Regions from separate parts of the Homo sapiens genome. Here region 2 is linked to region 1. The links are chromatin loops, found by intact Hi-C in ENCODE. Cell type or tissue: endothelial cell of umbilical vein. All regions are shown on one strand. Links, peaks and the distances in the headings refer to the core of each region. The heading gives the core; the rest is flanking DNA.

Region 1 (9,928 bases), core at 989-8,988:
ATTTGGAGATTGTGATCAGAGCACTAGGAATGGTGAGACTGGGTTTTTAGGTTTCTAGGCCTTTCTGTGGACTAACATTGGTATTATTTGTTGTTGTTTTAATACAAAATACAACATGAAGTTATACTGATACTCAGGGCTACAGAATTTTTACTTAATTTCTTTGGTCTGTGTCTCGTTTATCAAACCATACTAAGAATTCCAATTTGCAGCAGCCGGCTGATATAATTAGAATATTACATAATTATTCATTAGTACAAGCTAAGAATATACACTCAGAAGTCTCAGATATTAACATAAACATTACCAACAATATAGTTAATGAAAATAGTTCAAGTTTTGTTTTTTGTGGAGTAAAGGACAGGGAGGATTGTGTAAGGTATATCACACTATGAGTTCACAGTCCAAATACTGAGATTTCAAGTTATCTGGAATTATTTCTTTAAGGTTATTGCCAACAGAATACAATTTACATTTGTTTGATTTTGTTTCCAACTTTAGAGATTTCTCTTTAATTTTACTTTATATAGTGTTTTGAGGGGTTTGCACAAAAAAGCATATTTAAGCTACATAGAGATGGGTACCCATTATCACACTTCTCTTATGGGTTTAAGCCCACTCATAAGCCCCATAATGTGTGAAAAGATGGGCAGGTAAAATTCTTACCAGAAACAATTTAATTTTTACCTAATAGTGGGGCTGGCAGGGACACTCTCTGCAGTGACATTGCCCCCTTAACACTTCACACTTGTTGACTAAAGGGAGGAGACCTATTGTGAAGAGAATACCATGTGGGGATGTCACCAACACTGACTCAGATCCTTATCACTGTCCCCTTAATTTTTCTGCAATAGCCTACCAGGTAGTTTCCTTTATTCTAGTTTCCCTGACTCCAGTTCACCCTCCATCTTGCTGTGGGATGATTTTTTTTTTTTTTTTTTTTTTGAGATGGAGTCTTACCCTGTCGCCCAGGCTGGAGTGCAGTGTGGCATTATCTCGACTCACTGCAACCTCCGCCTCCCAGGTTCAAGTGATTCTCCTGCCTCAGCCTCCCGAGTAGCTGGGATTACAGGCATGCACCACCACGCCTGGCTAATTTTTGTATTTTAGTACATACAGGGTTTCACCATGTTGGCCAGGCTGGTCTCAAACTCCTGACCACAGGTGATCCACCTGCCTCGGCCTTCCAAATTGCTGGGATTACAGGCGTGAGCCACTGCGCCCGGCCTGGCAATGATCTTCGTAAAATATAATATAAATCTGAAGCCGGGCACAGTGGCTCACGCCTGTAATCCCAGCACTTTGGGAGGCTGAGGCAGGTGGATCACTGGAGGTCAGGGGTTCAAGACAAGCCTGGCCAACATAGTGAAACCCCATCTCTACCAAAAATACAAAAAATAAGCTCGGCGTGGTGGCACATGCCTGTGATCCCAGCTACTAGAGAGGCTGAGGCAGGAGAATCACCTGAACCCGGGCAGCAGAGGTTGCAGTGAGCCGAAATCATGCCATTGCACTCCAGCCTGGGCAACAAGAGCGAAACTCCATCTCAAAAATAAAAAAAAAATAATAATAAATCTGATTGTGTTGCTCCTCAAAGGAAAGTTGTTCAATGGCTCCCAGTAGCTTTTAAGTAAATTTAAACTAGTTAGCACACAAAACCATCCCAACCTGGATCTCCAGCCTTTTCTTATCTCTATATCCCACCATATCTTTTTTTTTTTTTTTTTTTTTTGAGACAGAGTCTTGCTCTGTCGCTCAGGCTGGAGTACAGTGGCGTGATTTCGGCTCACTGCAACCTCCGCCTCCTTGGTTCAAGTGATTCTCCTGCCTCAGCCTCCCGAGTAGCTGAGACTACAGGTGCCCACCACCACGCGCAGCTAATTTTTGTATTTTTAGTAGAGACGGGGTTTCATCATGATGGCCAGGATGGTCTCGATCTCCTGACCTCATGATCTGCCTGCCTCAGCCTCCCAAAGTTCTGGGATTACAGGTGTAAGCCACCACGCCCACCTACCCCACTATATCTTGTCCTCTAGCTAAGCAGATTTCTTAAACAAATTCTGCATTTTTCATGTTCTTTTTTATTTTTATTAAGCTAGAGATGAGGTCTCACTATGTTGCCCAGGTTGGTCTTGAACTCCTGGGCTGAAGTGATCCTCCCACCTCAGCCTCCCAAAGTGCTAGGATTACAGGCATGAGCTACAGTGCTCAGCCTTTCATGTTCTTTTTGGACTTTACTACCTTTGTTTTCTCGGCCTAGAATGTTCTTTGTCTTATTTGCCTGATTTTTCTTCTCTTACTTTTCCTACTTAGCATCACCTTTTACATGGTTGAGTTAGATTTCTCTTTCCTGTATTTCTGTTAGAGCCTTTCTTATATGAGTCATTCATTTAAAAATGGACAATTAACTTTCTAAGCTTCAATAGCCTCGTCTGGAAAATGGAGTTAATAACTCAGTCAAAGCTCCCTTATCTGATTTCCACTTACCTGAGTCTTCAGATGGATCCTCCCAGTTCCCTGTGAAAAGCTTGATGACCAGCATCCACATCACGCTGAATGCTCTCAACCATGCTTGTGCACAACTCTTGCCAGTCAATTGTGTAACATAATTTATCTTACTTGTTATTGTAATTAAATGCATGGACTAAATATGTTAAATTATGAAATATGAATACAAAAGAAGGATTACTTCTGTGAAAATTAAACTGAATGACTTGGAATAACAATAAAAAAAGTTGCTAAAAATAATTGCTGTTGGTGAAATAACAAAGACTAAAAAAGTAACAAAAAATTTAGAAAGATTCAGCATTATTTCTTAGTGTTTTAATTCATGCTCCACTTTAAAGAAACCAAAACTGGAAATCAGAGGTGATGGGTTTGGTTTATGCAGAAAAAAAAACGGTATTGCAATCAGTAGACTCATACTCAAGGAAAAGGCCTTGGCCCTACATAAAAAGTGAACAAGTATATATTTGTATGTTTTAAGTTAAACATGTCTAAAGTATGTATATATGTATTTTTTCATAACTGTAATTAAATTTTTAGATTAACCTATAAATTACTGGTTCTAGTCATATCAGATAAATAGGTTTTTACCTCATAGTGTTCTTGATGGATTCTGTAAAGCAATTGATACTATGCCTGGCATATTAAAGGCATTTGTTTTTCAAACACAGGAATCCTATGAGGGAGATAGGGTATCTTTTTATTATTTCCATTTTACAGGTGACAAATCATGATTTATCCAAGATCCTACACGAGTAAGTAACAGAACCAGGAAGAACCCAGATCCTTAGTTTTCAGGGTCCACGCTCTTTCTACTGCAGCACCCAGTAGGGCTGTCTCCATTGGGGCTACAATATAAAACTGCTTAACTTGAATCCCATCTGGACCTGTTACCCTACATGCAAAAGATCTTCAAAATGTCTTTACATAAGACAAGTTGGGGTCTTCAGAGTATCATTTAGATGATTATCACTGTCTCTATTCCATTTTTTTACAAAGCTTTCCCACATTACTCTCATTGTCTAAATAGTATATTTTAACAAGACTTTTTGAATATTAGAAGAAATTTAAAAATTATTCCACCATCACCAGATGAGTGAGGAAGAGGATAAACCTAAGTCTACTTAAGCCTACTAAGAGATGATATTTCAAGTTTCAAATGGCCTTCTGCAGTTGGAGGCTAAGCACATTTTAAAACCCAGAAACTTATATTTGGCTCCAGAATTCATCTGGCTGCTCAGGAATCCTTCAATATAATTTTTTTTCTTTCCTTTTTTTTTTTTTTTTTTTGAGACGGAGTCTTGCTCTGTCACCCAGGCTGGAGTGCAGTGGCGCGATCTCGGCTCACTGCAAGCTCCGCCTCCTAGGTTCATGCCATTCTCCTGCCTCAGCCTCCTGAGTAGCTGGGACTACAGGCGCCTGCCACAAAACCCGGCTAATTTTTTGTATTTTTAGTAGAGACAGGGTTTCACCGTGTTAGCCAGGATGGTCTTGATCTCCTGACCTCGTGATCCGCCTGCTTTGGCCTCCCAATGTGCTGAGATTACAGGCGTTAGCCACCGCGCCCAGCCAATATAATTTTTGTTAATACAAAAGTGATTTTGGGGTTTATAGCTATTTCAGCCATTTGCTGAACAGTCAATTGGATCTTAAACAGAGGTCATACATATCAAGAAAGTAGAAAAAGTCTGAAAGCTTGATCTGGTGACAGATTTTTCCATTCTAGAGAACATTTTACATTTTTAATCAAACTGGGGCAATACTTTAGTGCAGTGGTCTTCAAACTTTTTTGACCACAACCCCACAGTAAGAAACACATTTTTATTATTGCATCCCAGTTATAGAAGTCCCATGAAACAATACCTCTTTTATGCACTTTGGTATTTTATTTCATTCTTCGAAAAATGTGGTCATAATCCATTAATTTTACCACTGACTAATGGGTTGCATCAGGCAGCAAGCCATTGGAAAAAAATAAATAAAGTTCTCTCTGGAACTTGAAGAATAAGGAAATTTGAGTGAAGTCAAGTTTGGAACACTAAAGACCACTTTAAATTAGATGTGGTGGACTTATCTAAGATTTTGACTATATTATAGCAATGAATAACTCGGTGAAAATAATCAAGAACAACCAATTTTCCAGAAAGACATTAGCCAAGAGTGTGACTTCTTTTCTCAGATATACTTTCTGGAGGATCAGAAAGGGCAAGAACCTGACATTTGTATCATGCTATAATTGCATACATTCGTTCACCCATTTACCAAGCACATTTAAAGCACGACCTCTGTGCAAGACCCTGTGCTACGGGCATTGTGGACACAAAGGTGAGTTGAGTAGAAATCTGCTCAGAAATCTTACAACTGGTAGCTACTGTAAGCGTCAGTTTCCTTGTCTAAAAAAAGAGGACAATAATTCCTGCAATGGCCTGCATACTCATAAAATTGTTACAAAAATGAAATGAGAATAATATATGTAAAGTTCCTTTGTAAATTATAAGGGAACATTACTAAAAGCAGTTGAATAGTGAAGTGTTCAAAAAATTTAGATTCATATTGTTTCTATATACACTAAGAAATCATTTGACAATTTGTTTTTCTCTTTTCCCCTGTAATCATTAATTTATAATGACTCTAGATTGGAGTTAGATTATTTTTCTTAAGATTATTTTCATTTGTCTGAAAGCTTTAACTTTATCAAGTAAAATCTTGCTGATTAAGCACTAGACTTGTGGATGAACACATTTCATTTTCCTCTAGTCTTGGCTGTGCTTCATGTTCACTGGATAATTTAAGGTGATCCCACTGGATAATTTAAGGTGATCCTGGCACTTCAGCCTGGGTGACAGAGCAAAACTCTGTCTCAAAAAGAAAAAAAAAAACTGTGGGGTGGGGGGGAATGACTTTTGGATAATATAAAAATACTAAATAATATGCACAATGATTTAGAGAGGCCATTCGAGATAGAAGTGGGCTGCCCAAAAGGGTGATTAAGCCCTTAGTTCCTTTGGCTTGTTGGCTTCTCTTAGTCCATGTTTTGCTTTTTGCTGCCACCTGGTTCAGGGATAGTTCTTTCTATCACTACCAAGTACTCAGCCTGAAGTTGTGGGGCACGAAAAAAAGCAAGTTGGTGATAACGATTTCAAAAAGGCAATTTAAATATGTTTACCTCATTCTTGAAGTTCCTTCTTTGTTGTTGAATGGGTTTGCTTTTTCTAGTTTTCCTTCATCTTTTCTGCAACTCAACTCACTGCTTATATGTGCATGCCACCTAGTGACAAAAATTGGCCCTGCCTGCTTTTTAGGGAGATGAAGTGTTTTGTATCCACTGTTTAGGGGAAGGGAGACAGGTAGAGTAGATTACACACTGAGGAAACTTTAGAATGGGTCCCCTGGGCTAAGTGCGGTAGCTCACACCTATAATCCTAGAACTTTGGGAGGCTGAGGTGGGCAGATTGCTTGAGCCCAGGAGTTTGAGACCAGCCTGGGCAATATGGTGAAACCCCGTCTCTATAAAAAAATACAACAATTAGCCGGGTATGGTGGTAGGTGCCTATAGTTCCACCTACTCAGGAGGCTGAGGTGGGAGGATCACCTGAGCCCAGGGAGGTCGAGGCTGCAGTGAGCCAAGACCACGCCACTACACTCCAGCCTGGTAGACAGAATGAGAACCTGTCTCAAAAATAAATAAATAAGAATGGGTCCTCTAATGGGGCCAACGAGAGGCTCCCTGTGGTTGAACATGAAGACATAGACCTGGTAAATGCACAGCAAGTATTATTACATTTTTTTATTCCTGGACTCTCCTGCCACTCCTCAAGCTTCTCAATAAACTTCCATGTAAAAACAAAACAACAAAAAACAATAAAAGGCTTTGTTTCCCCCTCGACAAGGTGAGAAATCTTAAAAATAGGAGAGAAAGAGAGCAGGTAGATCTGGGAGGGTCTCTCTGGCATGCCTTTTGACCCCCTTGTCCCTCTTCTCCTGGGACCATTGTCTTTCTTATCGCATGTCTCCAGTCTGCCGAGGCCTTCCTCCATCCTGGCTCACCTTTGCTCTGTATTTAATTTTCAATGTGTCCTCTGCAGCCCCTGTTCTTTGCTGAGACTTTGCTAGATTCTCAATTTTATCATAGAATACTCCTACCACTTGAACTAAAAACCTAACTTTCTTATGAGGGAAATGTCAATGTAATTACACAAATATATCTGATAATCCATGATAATTCACAACCCTTTTGAGCAGACGCTGCTGTTTCTCTTCTCTTGTCTGAGGACCAAGAGGCAGGGTCGATGTGCTCCTAGCTACCCACTGCCTCATCCTCTTTTTCAAAAAGCCTTTTTTTGGCTGGGTGCGGTGGCTCATGCCTATAATCTCAGCACTTTGAGAAGCCAAGGCGGGTAGATCACCTGAGGTCAGGAGTTTGAGACTAGCCTGGCCAACATGGCGAAACCCTATCTCTACTAAAAATATAAAAATCAGCTGGGTGTGGTGGCGTGCGCCTGTAATCCCAGCTACTTGGGAGGCTGAGACAGGAGAATCGCTTGAACCCAGGAGGCGGAGGTTGCAGTGAGCTGAGATTGCACCACTGCACTCCAGCCTGAGCAACAGAGTGAGACTCTGTCACAAAAAAAAGAAAAAAGAAAAAAAAGGGCCTTTTTTCTTTTCAGGCTCACATGTTCAATCCACAAAGTTCTGTCTTTCTTATTAAAAATAACAATTGTAAAAAAGCAATATACACATTTGGTACAAATACAAATATCTGTGAAGGTATAAAATGAAAAGCAAAAATCTGTGCCTCTCTTCCCTATGCCGTCCTCATGCACCTTCCCTTACTTCAGATTCCAAAAGGTAACCATTGTCAATATTTGGTTATCTGTGATGGTCAACTTTGTGTCAACTTGGCTAGGCTATGGGACCTAGTTATTTGGTCAAACACCAGCCCAGATGTTGCTGTGCTGTTATTTTTTAGATGTGATAAACACTTAACAATCAGTAGACTTTGAGTAACACATATTACATTCCATAACATGTATAGGCCTCATCCAATCAACTGAAGGCCTCACAAGCAAAGACTGAGGTCTCCTAAAGAAGAAGAAATTCTCAAGGTTGCAATGTAGAAACCGTAACTTAGTTTCCAAATTGCTGCCCTGTGGAATTCAACTCAAGACTGCAACTTAACTCTTATCCTGAATCTCCAGCCTGCTAGCCTGCCCTACTAATTTCAGACTTGCCAGCCCCCACAGTCACATGAGCCAGATCCTTAAAATCTCTCTCCCTGTCTTTTTATCCTATTATTTCTTTTTCTCTGGAGAACTCTGACTGATACAGTGCTTGTATTAATGATGGAGATGGACCTCTGTCTCGCCAAATCCATTCTTCACTCTCATAGTTAGTTTCCCTTGCAGTTCATTGTGGTCATTCAACTAAGTTCTCTCCACTTGCATGGGAAAAGAAGTGATGTGAACCACTTCATGCCTTACCAGTGAAGACTTCTTGCTGTTTTCTTCTCTGGATGACTGGGAGGTTCATGCTGAGAGTGTCCTTGGAAACCATGTGTTGAAGATGGCATCCTGAGTCCTTCAGTTACCATGTGGAGCTGAGTCACCTCTTCTCCAACCCTGCTCCTACAGATTTTGAACATTTTACTTAGATGCCTCTGGACTGTTAGGTAAATTGCAAAAAAATTTATATTGGGTGTAAACTATTACATTTTGGATCTGTTTAATAAACTAGCTTAACATACCCTAATTTAGAAATCCAACACCTAAAACAGAGGGATTGGCTTAGTAGATGCACAGCAGGAGGTTAGGAACTGATATCACTGACTGAAAGACGGAGCCTCTTCCTATGCCATGGCAAAATATTTGGTAAAACTGTTGCTGTGATAACTTGACAGGCAGACACAACTCTTATGGTACTGGTACTTCTAGGGAAGGTAGATGGAATGAGCCAGAATGTAACTGTGAGTTGGCTGCTGCTGGCTGTTTTTGGCTAGGTATGTTCAAAAAAGAGATGAGCTCAGACTAGAATCTACTGGTTTGCAAGTGAAAGAAGGGAATAGAGTCCAGAAGCTTGAGGACTTAAAGATTTCTAAAAGCCAACTGCTTCAATACCGTAATAGCCGAGACAAGACTTGTAGCTCAGAGGACTGTCATTGAGACATTTCAGTCAGACAAAGATCTTCTTTCAATCTTGCCCAATTGTTTCAGATAGTTTCAAGACAACTGACACTAAATTGAGAAAAGAGGGTTTGGGGTAGGGAAGAAAAGAGATAAAATAGGCTTAAGGACTCTGTCTAGAAAAGAATCCTGGCTGTGGCTATTGGCACATGGTACTGAATAGAAGAAGCAAACAGATTAAATGTCTTGTAAGCTTTTGTTTTTTTAAGATGTATTCTTGCTCTGTCACCCAAGCTGGAGTGCAGTGGGGCTATCTCAGCTCACTGCAACGTCCGCCTCCCAGGTTCAAGCCATTCTCCAGCCTCAGCCTCCCAAGTGACTGGGACTACGGGTGCCCGCCACCACACCCGGCTATTTTTTCGTATTTTTAGTAGAGACAGGGTTTTGCCATTTTGGCCAGGCTGGTCTCAAACTCCTGACCTCAGGTGATCCACCCACCTCAGCCTCCCAAAGTGCTGGGATTATAGGCGTGAGCCACCGCACCCAGCCTGTCTTGTAAGCTTTTTTTTTTTGAGACAGAATTTCACTCTGTTGCCCAGGCTGGAGTGCAGTGGCACAGTCTCAGCTCACTGCAATCTCCGCCTCCTGGGTTCAAGCAATTCTCCTGTCTCAGCCTCCCAAGTAGCTGGAATTACAGGCGCCTGCCATCAGGCTCGGCTACTTTTTGTATTTTTAGTGGAGACGGGGTTTCACTATATTGGCCAGGCTGGTCTCAAACTCCTGACCTTGTGATCCACCCACCTCGGCCTTCCAAAGTGCTGGGATTACAGGCGTGAGCCATGGCGCCCAGCCATCTTGTAAGCCTTTGAAGCATAACTATTGCTGGAGAAACCTCAGGAAGCCTGGCCTAAAAAGTTTTTGTTAAAATAAAGCAAGTCTTGTGCTCCCAAACTTGCAGAAATCAGGCTGCAAAAGTTGAATAATCCTTGAAGAAGGCATATTCCTCACCACCTCCTTTAGAATTTTTTATTTGCACAGCTTTTGGGTCTTTTGATTAGGATGTGTTCTTTTTTTTTTTTTTTTTTTTTTAGATGTAGTCTCACTCTGTCACCCAAGCTGGAGTGCAGTGGCACAGTTTTGGCTCACTGCAACCTCCGCCTCCCAGGTTCAAGCGATTCTCCTGTCTCAGGCTCCCGAGTAGTATCTGGGATTACAAGCACGTGCCACCACACTTGACTAATTTTTGTCTTTTTGGTAGAGATGGGGTTTCAACATGTTGGCCAGGCTGGTCTCGAACCCCTGAC
Region 2 (9,928 bases), core at 1,143-9,142, 150 kb before region 1:
GTTCCTGGAGGGTGGCACACAAGGGAGGGGTTGGAAACTCCGCACCTCTTTCCCCATGCCTTGCCCTGTGCGTCTCTTCATCTGTGTCCTTTGCAAAATATCCTTTATAATAAACCAGTAAACATAAGTGTTTCCCTGAGTTCTGTGAGCCACTCCAGCAAATTAATCAAACCCTAAGAGGGGGTTATGGGAACCTCGACTTGAAGTCAATCAATCAGAAGTTCCAGAGGCTCAGGTTTGCATGTCTGCAGGGGGCAGGGGCAGTTTTAGAGACTTGAGTTTCCAACCTGTGGGATTTGACACTATCTCCAGGTAAATAGTGTAGCAAGTAAATTGGAGGACACTCAACTGGTGTCTGTGCCTTGCTGTGTGAGGAAATCCCCCCTCTCTCACCACAATCGGTCACAGAAGTCTTCCGTGTTAACTGTTGTGGTGTGAGAGTAAAGGAAAAATGTGGTTTCAGAGAGTTTCCCTACATAGTCCTTTAAAGTCAGGCTGGGCAGGGCACACAGGACCTGGCTTGATTCCTGACTCTAACATACCAGTGATATCTCGGGCAACTCAACCTCTTAGAACACTGGCATCCTTGTTTTAAACTGCAGGTAACCATACCTGTTCCACAAATGGGCCATAAGTGTTAATAAGCTACATGCCTAAGATAGTGGCTAGCACAAACTATATGTTCAATAAAAATTATTCTCTTCTTTAAGATCCACCAAATTTTCATTTAGACAAATCTTTCCAGGAAAGTCCATTAGGAAGCTTTTTTTTTTTTTTTTTGGTAACTCAGTTGAAAACTTCATCAATTCATGCCCATTAGTTTTATTTTCTTCACGTCTATAAAACGGCACAAAACTACATTATCATACTATTAAACCACACTACACAATGAAAACAACACACTAGTGTTCATACATTATGTACCAGGAAAGAAAAAGCATCCATTTCCTTAAGAGTTAGTGTTCCTGCCACAGCCACCTAAGAAAACACCAGGGCAAAGGACAGCACCCTCTTCTAGAATGCCCAAGCAACTGCAATGCCTTTCATGTCCTCGGTAAAACAAATCTTCCATTTTAACAACCTATAGATGGAAGAAAAGGAATTCTTACGTTAAAAAAAAAATCTTCCTGTTTTATGGCAGAGGCACCTGATAGCCATAACTGAAGCATATCCTAAGAATGAGAAGAGTGTTGGTTTGGAGTTCCAGGCTAAGAAATCTGAGAGTGGCCAACCTGGAGATTCAGTCTTTGTCTATTAAAGACATCCAAATCCCTGCCCTATCCCTTTTAACGCAGGGGATGGAGACCTTTGTTTTGGGAGGCTGCCAGGGGGAGGATGCTAAATGAAAATGCTATATGAGCTACATGTTTTTTACAAAAGGTAGCAGCATGCTTCCTGCCAAGCCCGCTGCCACTGGACGGCTCTGTACGTGAGTCCCCCAAATAAACCCTATGTCTCATTTGATACCTCCGGGTCTTTTCTTCAGTCTCTCAAACATGGTGTCATCCCTATTGGAGTCAACAGGGGTCTAGCATAACATCTATAAACAATCAAATCACAAAGCATTCCCTCAAGAAGCAGGCTGGGTGGCCCAGGAAATGGCCCAGGTGATTGTGGAGCCCAGAGAATCAGTGCTTATGAGGGCAGCATCAAGTTCCCATCTACCCCTGTCTCTTTTGTTTTTAAAATAAAAGTAGTAGAGAAGTAAATTCATAAAATAGAAGGTTGTCCTCAGAGGATGGGATGCATGAAATTAAGGTTATGGAGGACTGCAATTACTGGTAATGATAAGGTCTAAGGTAGAGGGAGACAATGGCTAAAGTCATTACCTATGTTTACACTGAAATTGCCAAGAACTAAAGGAAGCAGTGATACTGGAAAGAAAGAGACAATAAGGTAGGAGATAAAATCACAGAGAAATAGCTCAGGAGTAGTGAGTGGCTCTGGTGATGTGAGATCCAAAGCTGGTGTTTTAGGCAGGAGGGAGGGAGGGAGAATGGTTTGAAAGAAATAGGAAGTAAGAAGGAAGCACCACCCCCCACGTCTCGGCACTAAGGCCCAAAGATAAGCAGCATGTGGGAAAAGCTTCTCCTGAGGCTTGGCAGGAAAAACAGGGAAATCAGGAAAGAGCAAGTTTTTGACAGAAAAGGTAAAGGACACTCAAAAGAAAGGGTTGAGAATATGGAGGTTTTACTGATGATGAACTACGACAGCCCAACGGGAGAAAGGGTTTTCACACTGCAAGAAGTGAAAAAAGAGAAGGTCAGGAAGATATAAAGAATCACACAGAAATGGGAAGCTTCACTTTTTCTCATTATTAAAAAATGAACGTAATAATCTTTTTCTAAAAAGTACAAGTAGGTAAAACAAAGACAGAAATGATTGGCTAAGTCCTACTGCTAGAAATAAATGTAGCTACCATTTTGGCAAGCATTTTTCCGTGTTTATATGCATGCATGGTAGCTTGTGTCCAAGACGGTGGCCATCAGTTTCTTCCCTCCCTATGTGGGCAAGATATTCCTCCAGTGAGGGGTGAAGTCTATTCAATCAATTGCATACTGACTTCTTTTAAGATAACTACATTTTATTGTATCTCGCTATTCTCTATCTCAGAATTCTATAATCTGTCCCTTCTTCATTATTAAATTGTGGCAACCTAAAACCAGACATGAAATTCTGGGGGTTTTTTTGGTTTTCTTTTCTGTTCGTTGGTTTGTTTTTCGGTAGTTCCTACCCTGGTCTTTCTACTTACTTTACTTTTTATAATTAACATTGCGCTGAATAAATATCTTACTCCACTTGATCTCGACTGCCCTTTTCAAGGTAGTTGCTTTTTGCATCTCCAACGTGATGCAAAATTCACAGGGTACAAAATAGTATAAGGCACAAAGCCTGTCTCCTTCCTACTCTATCTCCCAGCCGGATTGCTGATCACTTCTCTGGCAGCTACTGTTTTCAGTTTCGTGTACATCCCTTCAGAGGCAGTCCCTACATATAAAACCATGTGTGAATGATTTTTTTCAAACACAGACACTAATACACGCTGTCTGCACCTTCGTTCACTTATATATCTCAAAGATTATACTGTCAATACTTTTAAGACTGCCTCCTTTTTAAGGGCTTCAAGGTATTCCACTATATGAAGGAACTGCAGCTAGTCCTCCATTGACAGACATAAATTATGTCTCAACTTTTTCTAAAATGAACTTAATGTATGGATATACATATATATTTGTAGAATAGATTTCCAGTAGTGGATTTGCTAGGGCAAAGAATCTGCATTTTTTAAAATTTCCATATATATGCCCAGCTAGCCCCCACCATCAACAATTTATATATAATGTACTATTTCCCCCTCACTCTTAATGATATTTAACCTTTGGTCTGTTTAATTTGCTGTCCTATTTTAAGTGAGGGTAAACATCTTTTATATGCCTAAAAGACGGCCAGGCATGGTGGCTCACACCTGTAATCCCAGCACTTTGAGAGGCCAAGGCGGGCAGATCACTTGACATCAGGAGTTCAAGACCAGCCTGGCCAACATGGCAAAACCCCGTCTCTACTAAAAATACAAAAATTAGCTGGGCATAGTGGCACACACCTATGATCCCAGCTACTTCGGAGGCTGAGGCAGGAGAATCGCTTGAACCTGGAAGGTGGTGTTTGCAGTGAGCTGAGATTGCACCACTGTACTCCAGCCTGTGTGACAAGAGCAAGACCCTGTCTCAAAGAAATAAAAATAAAAAATAAGTAAACTGGCTAGAGCAGCCGGCAAAAAGAGAAAAAAAAAAAAGACTATGTATATGCCTAAAAGGCTTCTGTTCTTCTGGAACTGGTTTGTTGATATCCTGTCCTCACTTCTCTGTTGATTTATTGGTCTTTTATTTCTTATTGATTTATAAAAGCTCTTTATATATTAAGGAAACTGGCCATTTCTCATTTGCCTCACAAATTCTTTCTAGTTAACTGTCTTTTTAAGTAGTGTTTTGCAAAGAAATTCTTTATTGATGCAGTTAAACTGATTAACCTAAACTGATTTTATCATGTTATATTCAGAAACAATTTCCTCAACCAAAGATTTTTTTTTTTAACTTCCCTCTGTTATCTTCTCAACTTCATGTCTTCCTTACTCCTCGGTAGCTCACTTGTCCTTTCTTTGCCTTCAGCTCCCAAGATCCCAACCACATCAAAGGCAGACCACAAGAGGGCACCAATCCAGCAGCTCCTTGAACCCTGAAAAGGCAGGCCAGGCTGACACCCAGAGACCACAGAGGGCAAATAACCGAAGAGGAAATGAGATCTAACAGAGTGGGTTGTAAGGGACTTCCTGTGCATATACAGAGCGTTACAAAAGACCTGCAGCTGTGTCCCTGTGGAGTTCACCAGGAAAGAGACACAGGACCTGCTTTCAACCCTCTAGCCCACAGCTGCACACATGCTAAGGGATCAGGCCTGTGGCACAATTGGAAAAGCATGAAGCAGCAGCAAGTCTGGAGTACAACCCAGATGAAAGCCATTTGTTAAACTATTTTTCTTTAAAACACGAGGTATATTTTCCCACCTTGTGCAGGGTATCCTGTTAAGAGTATGAAATCCTGTTTTTTTCCATACCATGAGAAATGGGTACAATAAGCAAACGCACACGCACACACAAAAAATTCACTCCCCCTACACAAAAAGAAACCATACTAAACACTAACAGGGGCCAGGCGAGGTGGCTCACCCCTGTAATCCCAGCACTTTGGGAGGGGCAACGCTGGCAGATCACTTGAGGTCAGGAGGTCAAGACCAGCCTGGCCAACATGGTGAAACTCCTCTACTAAAAATACAAAAATTAGCCAAGCATGGTGGCACATGCCTGTAATCCCAGCTACTTGGGAGGCTGAGGCAGGAGAATGGCTTGAACCTGGACGGCGGAGGTTGCAATGAGCCAAGATCGTGCCACTGCACCCCAGCCGGGGCAACAGAGCAAAACTCCTTCTCGAAAAAAAAGACTAACAAGGAATTTTTGTCCAATGAAGCCTTCTGTAAAATAATAACACATATATAACTGAAGACTGGATAGTAAGCAGCATAATAAATACATGTTTCTAATCCTACCTTGATAACCTCCTTCCACGTCACTTGAAATGGTTCCTACAGATTTCTAGGAAACAGTACACAGAAAGTTCCCTCAGGGAAGCTCCCTGTAGTGTGCTGTCTACCCATAATGGAGCAAGAGGCTTGAATCTCTTCCTCCTACATATTAAAGCAGAACCCTGTAGCCAGACACTGAGGCTCAAAAACTCCTGTGAGCAGAAGTATCTTCATTCACATATTAAAATTGTCATCCAGCAAATGGTACTGGGAAAACTGGACATTCAAATGAGAACCCTGTAGCCAGACACTGAGGCTCAAAAACTCCTGTGAGCAGAAGTATCTTCATTCACATATTAAAATTGTCATCCAGCAAATGGTACTGGGAAAACTGGACATTCAAATGAGAACCCTGTAGCCAGACACTGAGGCTCAAAAACTCCTGTGAGCAAAAGTATCTTCATTCACATATTAAAATTATCGTCCAGCTAATGGTATTGGGAAAACTGGACATTCATATGCAAAAAAAAAAAAAAAAAAATGAAGTTAGACCTTTCCTTACTTTACACCATACAAAAAAAGAAACAAACAACAACAACAAAAGAAACCACCACCTCAAAACAGATCAAATACCTAAACTTAAGGGCTAAAACTGTAAGTCTTAGGAGAAAATATAAAAATAAAGCACTTTGACATTGGATTTGGCAATGATTTCTTACATGTAATACTGAAAGCACAGGCAACAAAAGAAAAAAATAAGTAAGATGGACTTCATCAAAATTTAAAACTTTTGCCAGGCACAGTGGCTCAACCTATTAATATAATTAATATAATTCCTGTGCTTTGGGAAGATTGCTTGAGGCTGAGAGCTCAAGAATAGCCTGGGCAACACTGCAAGACGTCCACAAAAAAGTTTTTAAAAATTAGCTGGTGGTGGCTCACGCCTATAATCCCAGCACTTTGGAAGGCTGAAGCAGAGGATCGCTTGAGCCTGCAGTGAGCTATGATCACGACACACTGCACTCCAGCGTGAGTGACAGAGCAAGACCCCCATCTCTTTAAAAAAAAAAAAAAAAAAAAAAAGGCCCATGATGAGATTCTCTTTCATACCCATTAGGATGGCAATTTTTTTTTTAAGAAAGAAACTAGAAAGAACAAATGTTAGCAAGCATGCGAGGAAAAGGAATTCTTGTGCACTGCTGGCAGGAATGTGAACTTGTATAGCCACTGTAGAAAACAGTATAGGAACTCCTCAAAAAACTAAATATAGAATTACCGTATGACCCAGCAATACCATTTGTGGGGATGTACCCAAAAGAACTTAAAGTTGAAACTCAAGTAGATACAGGCATACTTCATTTTATTGTGCTTCACAGATACTACGTTTTTTTTACAAATTGAAGGTTTGTGGCAACACTGTGTGAAGCAAGTCTTGTTAATACCATTTTTCCAATAGCATGTGTTCACTTTGTATCTCTGTGTCACATGTTGGTAATTCTCACAATATCTCAAACATTTTCATTATTTTATTATATGTTATGGTGATCTGTGATCAGTGATCTTTGACATTACTATTGTAATTATTTCGGGGTGCCACCAACCACGCCCATATAAAATGGCAAATTGAATCCATTAATGTACATGTTCTGACTGTTCCACTGACTGGGGCATTCCACTGTCTCTCTCCCTCTTCTTGGGCCTCCCTATGATTTCCTGCGACAGAACAATATTGAAGTTAGGCCAATTAATACCCTACAATGGCCTCTAAGTGTTCAAGTAAAAGAGTCACATGTCTCTAACTGTAGATCAATGGATAGAAATAATTAAGCTTAGTGAGGAAGGCATGTCGAAAGCCAAGACAGGTCAAAAGCTAGGCCTCTTATGCCAAGGAGTCAGCCAAGATGTGAATGCAAAGGAAAAGTTCATGACGGCAATTAAAAGTACCACTCCAGTGAACACATGAATGATAAGAAAGCAAAACAGCCTTATTACTGATACGAAGAAAGTTTGGTCTGGATAGAATATCAAACCAGCCATAACATTCCCTTGAACCAAAGCCTAATCCAGAGCAAGGCCCTAACTCTCTTCAATCCTATGAAGGCTGAGAAAGATGAGGAAGCCACACAAGAAAAGTTTGAAGCTAACAGAGGCTGGATCATGAGGCTTAAGTTAAGAAACCATATCCCTAACATATTGTGCTAGATGAAGCGGCAAGTGCTGATGTAGAAGCTGTAGCAAGTTATCCAGAAGATCTAGCTAAAATAACTGATGAAGGTAGCTACACTAAAGATTTTTTCAATGTAGAAAAAACAGCCTTCTATTAAAATAGTATGCCATCTAAGACTTTCGCAGCTAGAGAAGTCAATGCCTGACTTCAAAGCTTCAAAGGACAGGATGACTCTCTTGTTAGAGGCTAATGCAACTGGTGACTTTAAATTGAAGTCAATGCTCATTTACCATTCCAAAAATCCTAAGGCCCTTGTATGCTCCATCTACTCTGCCTGTGCTCTGTAAATGGAACAACAAAGCCAGTATGGCAGCATATCTCATTACAGCATGATTTACTGAATATTTGAATCCCACTGTTGAGACCTATTGCTCATAAAAAAAGATTCCTTTCAAAATATTACTGCTCATCAGCAATGCACCTAGTCACCCAAGAGCTCTGATGGAGATGTACAAGGAGATTAATGTTATTCTCATGCCTGCCTACACAACATCCCTTCTGCAGCCCATGGATCAGAGTGATTTTGACTTTCAAGTTATTATTTAAGAAATACATTTCGTAAGGCTACAGCTGCCATAGTGATGCTTCTGGTGGATCCGGGCAAAGTAAACTGAAAACCTTCTAGAAAGGATTCACCATTCTAGATGCCATTAACAACATTTGTGATTCATTGGAGGAGGTGAAAATATCAACATTAACAAGAGTTTGGAAGAAGTAGATTCCAAGCCTCATGCATGATGTTGAGGGGTTCAAGACTTCAGTGGAGTAAGTCACTGCAGATGTAGTGGAAACAGCAAGAGAACTAGAATTAGAAGTGGAACCTGAAGATGTGACTGAATTGTTGCAATCTCATAATAAAATGTGAACAAATAAGGAGTTTCTTATGATGAACAAGTTTCTTCTTACGAAAGTAGTTTCTTGAGATGGAATCTAATGCTGAAAATGCTGTGGGCATTGTTGAAATGCTAACAAAGGATTTAGAATATTCCATAAGCTTAGTTGATAAAGCAGTGGCAAGGTTTAAGAGGACTGACTTTAATTTTTTTTAAATTTTTTATTTTTTGATTGCTGGGTCGAAAGGTAAAATTGACTCCCACTTTGAAAGAAGTTTGACTATGGGCAAAATGCCATCAAACAGCATCACATAAAACAGAGAAATCTTTCATGAAGGAAAGAGTCAATCAACGTGGCAAACTTCATTGTTGACTTTAAGAAATTGCAATAGCCACCCTAGCCTTCCGGCATCACTATCGAGGCAAGACACTCCACCAGCAAAAAGATTACAACTTGCTGAAGGCTCAGATGACCATTAGCAATAAAGCATTTTAAACTTAAGGTATCTACGATTTTTAGTAATAAAGCATTTTAAAATTAAGGTCTCTGCAATTTTTTTAGACATAATGCTACTGCATATTCAATTGACTATAGTATAGTGTAAACATAACTTTTACGTGCACTGGAAAAGAAACAAAAAATTGTGTGACACTTTACTATGATATTCACTTTATTGCCGTGGTCTGCAACTGAAACCACAATATCTCCGAGGTATGTGTATATTTGTACACTCATGTTCATAACAGCATTATTCACAACAGTCAAAAGGTGAAAGTAACCCAGTGCCTATTGATGAATAAATTGATATATACATACAATGATACGTAGCCTTAAAAAGACAATTCTGACATACAATACAGTACGATGAGTCTTGAGGAATTATATTAAGTAAAATCAGCCAATCACAAAAAGGCAAATGCTGTGTGATTCCACTTAACTAAAGTACCTAGAATAGTCCAATTCTGAGTCAGAAAGTAGAATGGTGGTTGCCAGGGCCTGGGGATGAGGAAGAATTATTATTTAACAGATACAGAGTTTAAGTTAGAGAAGATGAAACAGCTTGGGAAATAAATGGTGGTGACGGTTGTATAACAACATGAGCATGTCACAGAACTGTAAACTTGAAAATAAATTTTACGTTATGTATATTTTGCCAGAATAATAAAATTATCTATTTATATTATTATTCCTCTCACTGCCACTAAACTGAATATATCAAGGGCAGGGATCTTATGTTATCAATCTGTGAACACTTATTCCAGTGCCAAGCCCTCAATAAAAGTACAATGAACCTAAGTTACATTTTTCAGGTAGAGTCTCTAAAACCAAGATGTCCTCCAGGTTCAAAGTGGTGAAAAGTAGCATCTGAAACCACAATTGGGCAGGGGAAACGTTGTCCTACAGCCATTTTCACAGTTATAGAAACCAATTCACTCTTAACAAATACTTTCAAAAAAAATCAATAGCTTGCATTACTAACTGTCAACTTCAAGCCAGCCTCCTAAGAGGTGTTTACTTCCCGGTATATATGCTAAGAGCACAGCCTATACTCCAGTCTCCCAGTTAACTTCCTCTTCCAGGAAGACTTAAAATACTGCTCCCTGAAAGTACCTTTGCTCCCTGCTCCTCCCCTTCTTCCTCTCCCTATTCCCCGTACTACCTAGCCCACCACTCAGTTTTAGGCAGCCCTTCTTCTGTTTCCAGCCACACAACAAATAACTGGTTTGGGAAAGCGGATCAGATCTTTCTGCTTAGCAGGTGGTAAGCATTGGGTTTGATCTCCTACCTTTT

The links. Peaks named below come from ENCODE experiments on the same cell type or tissue, not always from the same donor. Only the 100,000 strongest peaks of a DNase experiment are listed, where the experiment ranks them.
Region 2: a loop joins it to region 1, with 11 times the contacts of the local background. A loop is called at or near these places in 3 of 110 quality-filtered maps.

The regions. Positions count from the first base shown.
Region 1 is chr1:165,713,932-165,723,859 of GRCh38, reverse strand. No RefSeq gene overlaps it. Among named protein-coding and RNA genes, the nearest start is that of ALDH9A1, 20 kb to the right of the region's middle. RefSeq lists an enhancer at 5,702-5,751 and a silencer at 8,642-8,842. In endothelial cell of umbilical vein, for the core only: a CTCF peak has its summit at 5,782 (motif pointing left); a DNase peak (open chromatin) is centred at 5,749.
Region 2 is chr1:165,865,891-165,875,818 of GRCh38, reverse strand. All of the region lies in intron 1 of UCK2 (uridine-cytidine kinase 2), which reads right to left. Among named protein-coding and RNA genes, the nearest start is that of MIR3658, 37 kb to the left of the region's middle. In endothelial cell of umbilical vein, for the core only: a CTCF peak has its summit at 4,224 (motif pointing right); a DNase peak (open chromatin) is centred at 4,288; H3K27ac peaks cover 448 bases.